2 separate regions of the Mus musculus genome follow, and region 1 is linked to region 2. The links are chromatin contacts, found by Hi-C or POLR2A ChIA-PET in ENCODE. All regions are on one chromosome and are shown on one strand. The core of a region is the stretch at or near the end of the contact, and the rest is flanking DNA. Distances in the headings are between cores, read along the strand shown.

Region 1 (2,700 bases), core at 114-2,613, 51 kb before region 2:
CCCTGTCATGAAAAACCAAAGGGAGGAGAAAGAAAAGGGCAGGGAAGGGAGTGAAAGTCCTGCTCACCATGTGCTCGAAGGCACACCGAAGTAGAAATGGCTCTCTTGCCAATCAGGCTCAGCGCTCTGGAAGCCAACATTCTGAAAGACAAAAAAAAACCCTTATACCTCTTAACAATGACAGCAAACACCTTTTAGCCAAAGTCTTTTTGCGGCAAAACATTAAGGAAGTAAATGCAACTTATCCCCCGAAATGTTAAATGTTTTTTTTTTTTTTTTTTGGTAATGATTTCATCAACTTTTTAAGGCACGGACTGGCCTGAAAGCTTCCACTATTACCTTCCTCTACCTCGTAAGAGCCGGCATTACAGGCCAGAGGCATGCCCCCAGGATCCGGTTTTTATTACTGATGCGAAGGCACAGGGTGAACTTCCTTACATCAAGCCAAGGGCTGTAATATACATGGCTTTGGCCAATGACTATAAATCCGGCTTCTTAAAAAATTAACTAGAAAGACAAAAATGACTGAAACTGCTAGAACTAGATATATAGATAGATAGATAGATAGATAGATAGATAGCACGGTAGCACACCTCCTGCGACTGAGTTTTATTTTAAAAATTGACTTGTACAGAGACTGCGAAGGGCAAGCGGGAGGAGGCCGCCCAGGCTCAGGCCCTGGCCCGCTTCCCGTTCCTGCGTCCCGCAGGCGACCTGGATGACCCTGTCACCCGCCCCAGCGACCCGAGCCCCACGCCTCACTGTAGCACAACCCCTGAGATTCGATCCCCGAGAAAGAACGTCCGAGCCCGGGAAAAAAAAAATCAACGCCCGGGGCGGCAGAAACCGTAGCGTGACGTCAGGGCTCAGGTCGCTGTCCCTCGGGCCTGGCACAGCGGGAACGCCCGGTGCCCGGCAGGCCGGAGCGGGGACCCGAGACAACAGACCCGCTCGGGGAAGCGGGCGCCCCAAGGTCACCGAGCCGCTCAAGTCCCGGGTCCGGGGGCGTCTCGGAGGCACCGCTCCCGGCCCCGGCGCTCCAGGTCCTCGGGCCCCCGACCGTGCCACCCTCACCCGCCGTCCAAGGCCGTCACCTGCCACCGCTGCCCAGGCGACCGCCGCGACCGCCCTCTACACCCTGGGGTGCTCGCGACCGGAAGAACGGGGCCCGCAACCGGAAGACCAAGACGGAGCCGCGAAGCATCGCGGGAATCAGGGAAGCCCCGCCCCAAGCCCGTCCGTTTCAGAGCGCGGGGCGGGGCGGGGCGGGGCGGCGCGGCTCGGGGCAGGGCGGGGCAGGACGAGGCGGGGCGGGGCGGTAACTGTCGCGAAAGGCCGAGCGGGTAGCAGCTGCTTTCCGGCAGACGTTTTCCGGCCGACCGGCTGAGGCGGGAGGCCGCGGCCGGAGGTGCGAGAGCGTCACGGCGTGCAGCGGAGGGTCGTGGCGGAGGACCGCGGTGCGTGGGTCGCGATGCCCGGCGTGAAGCTGACTACGCAGGCCTACTGCAAGATGGTGCTCCACGGCGCCAAGTACCCGCACTGCGCCGTCAACGGGCTCCTGGTGGCCGAGAGGCAGAGGCCGCGCAAGGAGCATCCTCCCGGAGCGGGCAGCCACACGCTCTTCGTGGACTGCATCCCGCTCTTCCACGGCACGCTGGCTCTGACGCCCATGCTGGAGGTGGCGCTCACCCTGGTAAGCTCGCGGTCGAGGCCGCGGCGCGGGGTTCCGGGCCGGGCGGAGTCGGGCGCCCTTCGCGGGACGCTGCGGCTGCTCCCGGGGAGCTCTCGAGGTTTTGTAAGATGACCGAGAAACTCGAATGTGTGGTGGACGTCCTTAAAACCAGCACTCGAGATGGGGAGGCAAGAGTTCGAGGCCAGCCTGGTCTACATTAGTGAGATCTGGGATAGGTAACGTTTAAAGTTTAAACTTAATGTGTTTGTGAGGCCACAAAGAAAAAAATGCCTATAGCATGTAAATCTCTAGTTTTACAGAGGTTTTTTTGTTTGTTTGTTTGTTTTTGTATTTTGTGGGTCCACTTGCCGATTTTTTTGCCCCAGACTTGCTGTTTTAGCAAGATTATAGGTTATAATACGGACTGCTGTTTCTGCGCTTGTAATCAAACTCGGTTTCTCTGCTTAAGAGACATTTGCAAGACCCGGAATTCTAACTCTGCGGTTTGCCTTTATAAAGCCCTGGACTGATATGGTCAGGCGCTGCTTACTACATCTTGGAAGCGCTCTCAGGTGCAGTCCTGACGCACCTGAGAAACAGATCAGACCCGTAACCACCCAGTCTCCCCACAGCCTCATTTACATCTCAGAATGAGCTCTGAAGTTAAAAATCTGAGCTGGCCTAGGAGGGAATGCTAATCCTGTCTCCCCCTCTCCCACCAAAATGACTGCATTGAATCGGAGACTTGCTTTGAATGTAGCCCCCCATGCTAGCCTGGCACTCCCAGCACTTCCTGCTCTAGATTCCTGAGAACTGGGATTACCGACGCGACTCGCATTCCTTGATTTCTGTTTCTTTTGTTTTCTGGGGGAGAGGGTTAGGGTTTCACTCTTGTGGCCTTGCCGAGTTTGGGACTCTTCTGTAGACCAGGCTGGCGTCCTACACACAGACCAGCCTGCCTCCATCTCCTGAGGCTAGGTCTAAAGGTGTGCACTACCACCACACCTTGCTCATCCATTATTTAATTT
Region 2 (2,700 bases), core at 171-2,670:
TCACCCGGGTCCTGGGCTCAGCAGGTTGGAGCCTTTTGTGTGTGAGAGTTGCTTTGTTGGAGGAAGACAATGGGCCGGCTCCCAATAGAGCCAGAGTGCTGTTTGATAAAGCACCAGTAGAGGGAGCCCGTGAGCCATAATGCCGGCTCAGGGACAGAACTTTGAGTCTTTTGGGAGGGGAGGCCTGGGGAAGGCTGAGAGGGAACCTTGGATCCTGGGGTGTCCTAGGTGGAGTCTAGATGTGGGGTCATGGGCATGAGTTCACTTGGCCCTGAGCTTTAGGGCTAAGAAATGAGAAATGGGGTCCGAAGCAGGAAGGGTTAGAGCCACAGGAACGATAGGTTGCTATAGGACGTGCCATTCACATATGTATCATTTCAATAATCTGGGTTTTTTTTATTATTTTTATTTTTCTAAATTTATTTTATGTCTATGAGTACACGGTAGCTGTCTTCAGATACACCAGAAGAGGGCATCAGATCCCATTACAGATGGTTGTGAGCCACCATGTGGTTGCTGGGAACTCAGGACCTCTGGAAGAGCAGTCGATGCTCTTAACTGCTGAGCCATCTCCCCAGCCCCTAAGCTCTGTTTTTTATAGCCAGGGAGATCGAGGCTCAGAGAGACAAGCCACCCATTTCTACAGTCACCCTAGGTCAGGAGTTCCCAACCCTGGCTGTTATAATCTCCAGGAAGCTCGACAGACAGCCCCTGTCACGGAAATGGAGACTCCCCGGTAACTGCTAAATCTCCCAGGGTGAAACCCCAAAAGAGCCAGGAGGAAGAAAGCTGGGTGTGGTGGGGTGCTGGGGCACACCTGCAATCCTGGCACTTGGAAGTTGCATGTAGGAGGCCAGTGTTGGCGATGGGAAGCCCTGGCTCAACATCAGAAGAAACCTCTCAGAGAATTCCTACAGGTGGCTGTGGGGTTATTACAGCCACATCCAGAGCTTAGCTTAGCCCATCCTTGGCTCGCTGTGAATCACCGTGTCTGAGTTCAGCTTCTCTGAAGGTGACTTAGCCTGGATCTGTGGAGTCTGGTTTGCCTACAATAGAGACTGAGGTACCACAGAAAAGAAAGCTCAAGGTGGCGGGGGGGGGGGGGGGGGGGAGGGCAGGAGGGAGCCCAGCCCTTGGCACAGCCCCAGAAGACCTCCTGCACAGGCTCCAGGCCCACCCTACGCCTGGGTCCCTAGCCTGTGCCCTGCCTCACTTGTTCCCCTGGAAACAGGCTTCTAATAGCCTGAGGCAGGCAGGGAATTGACAGATGACAGCTCTAGTCCCCAGGGTGGCTAGCATTTGTTTTTTAATCTTTACTGTTGCCTAATCCTCCTGAGAGCTTTGCTTCTGCCCAGAGGCTGTGAGGCTGTGAGAATGTGCCTAGGGACCTGCCCTCCCCTCTCCCTTCCTTCCCACTCATCTCTTCTCCCAGTCTCCCTCCCTATTCCCTACTTAAACCCCTCTCCTCCTCCCTCCTCCCGCTTTCCTCCTCCCTCCCTGCCTTTTCCTCTTCCTCCATCCTCCCTCTCCGCCTTTCTCCTGGCTCCCTGAGCCCCAGATACTGTCAGCTTAAGCTTCAGGCTCTGTCCCCAAGCTGACCCTTCACTACTGTGTCAGATTCGGTGGGGGGATGGGGAGAGGAAGGGGCATTAGTGTGGGGAGGGGGGGGACCTCTATCATTGTGGGGTAAATTTCTCACTCTATTTTTGAGACAGGGTTTTTCTTTGTAGTCCTAGCTGTCCTGAAATTCACTCTGTACACCAGGCTGGCCTTAAACTCACAGAGTTCTACCTACCTCTGCCTCCCAAGTGCTGGATTAAAGGCATATGCTGCCACCACCAACGCGTGTGTGTATGTGTGTGAGTGTGTGTGTGTGTGTGTGTGTGTGTTTGAGTGTATGTGTGTGTGTATGGGTGTGTGTATGTGTGTGTGCATCCAATGGTGTTTTCTCCTTGTGTATATGTCTGTGTGAGGATGTTGGATCCTGGGATTACAGACAGTTGGGAGCTGGGAATTGAACTGAACCCAGGTCCTCTCTGAAAGATCAGTCCATGCTCTTAGCCCCTGAGCCATCTCTCCAGCCCAGCATCTCCCTGTCGCTGCCATGTGACTACGTGACAATGTGCACACAGTATGAACACGTGGTACTGACTGACATGTGATGATACTCAGTGTCCTGTGCTGTTGTGGGTTGGATTGTGTCATCCCAAGATTTGTCCATGAAGATGTTGCCGTGGCTCATGCCTGCAATCCCAGCACAGAGGGGAGCTGAGGCAGGGGGATTGAAAGTTTGGGAATCCACGGATATGTAGTGAGACCCTGTCTCAAACAAACAAACAAAGAAAGAGACAGGACAGGGTTTTCATCAAAATGGCCATGTAGGAGTATGGTTCATCAGCCGTGGTCAAGGTGACTCTTGGCTGGTCACTGTCCTGTTCACATACTGCTTGAGGTGACTGGCTGGTACTTATAGGCATTGTCTTACCATGGGTGACGCGTTGCGTACCTCCTGTTGTCCTGGCTCACTGCAGGTTGAGGGCACTGCTGGGGAGACAATGTCTTTTCTGAGGGACTGGGAGACTGTTGAGGCCCACGGTATCTCAGTCACTGTGTCTTCAGCCCTGAGGGAAGATGAGAGAGGTTTCTACATCTGGGACTTATCAATCACTACTTTAGACCGACGTTCTGGGCATTCCTGGG

Evidence for each region. Hi-C counts contacts between places; a loop is a spot of excess contacts on that map. ChIA-PET counts read pairs that join two places held with the same protein, here RNA polymerase II (POLR2A).
Region 1: a map of left cerebral cortex shows a loop between it and region 2 (2.2-fold over the local background). The contact joins the promoter of Emc8 here to the enhancer-like site in region 2. A Hi-C loop is called at or near these places in 1 of 37 maps with a recorded cell type or tissue (left cerebral cortex). POLR2A ChIA-PET finds 5 or more read pairs at or near these places in 3 of 5 experiments (Patski and embryonic stem cell).

The regions. Positions count from the first base shown.
Region 1 is chr8:120,666,750-120,669,449 of GRCm38, reverse strand. It overlaps Emc8 (ER membrane protein complex subunit 8), which reads left to right and starts at 1,363. Exons shown (of 5, transcript NM_010926.6): 1 at 1,363-1,693. The coding sequence starts at 1,472. Gm27021 (predicted gene, 27021) reads left to right here and starts at 1,308. Exons shown (of 4, transcript NM_001308449.1): 1 at 1,308-1,693. The coding sequence starts at 1,472. It overlaps Cox4i1 (cytochrome c oxidase subunit 4I1), which reads right to left and starts at 1,225. Exons shown (of 5, transcript NM_009941.3): 1 at 1,095-1,225; 2 at 68-141. The coding sequence starts at 1,204.
Region 2 is chr8:120,615,696-120,618,395 of GRCm38, reverse strand. The region is part of intron 2 of Gm27021 (predicted gene, 27021); the gene reads left to right. All of the region lies in intron 2 of 1190005I06Rik (RIKEN cDNA 1190005I06 gene), which reads left to right. Among named protein-coding and RNA genes, the nearest start is that of Gm33075, 12 kb to the left of the region's middle. Within about 2 kb of position 1,420, at least 1 of the 3 ENCODE cell types and tissues checked has a DNase peak (open chromatin) inside an H3K27ac peak, as active enhancers do.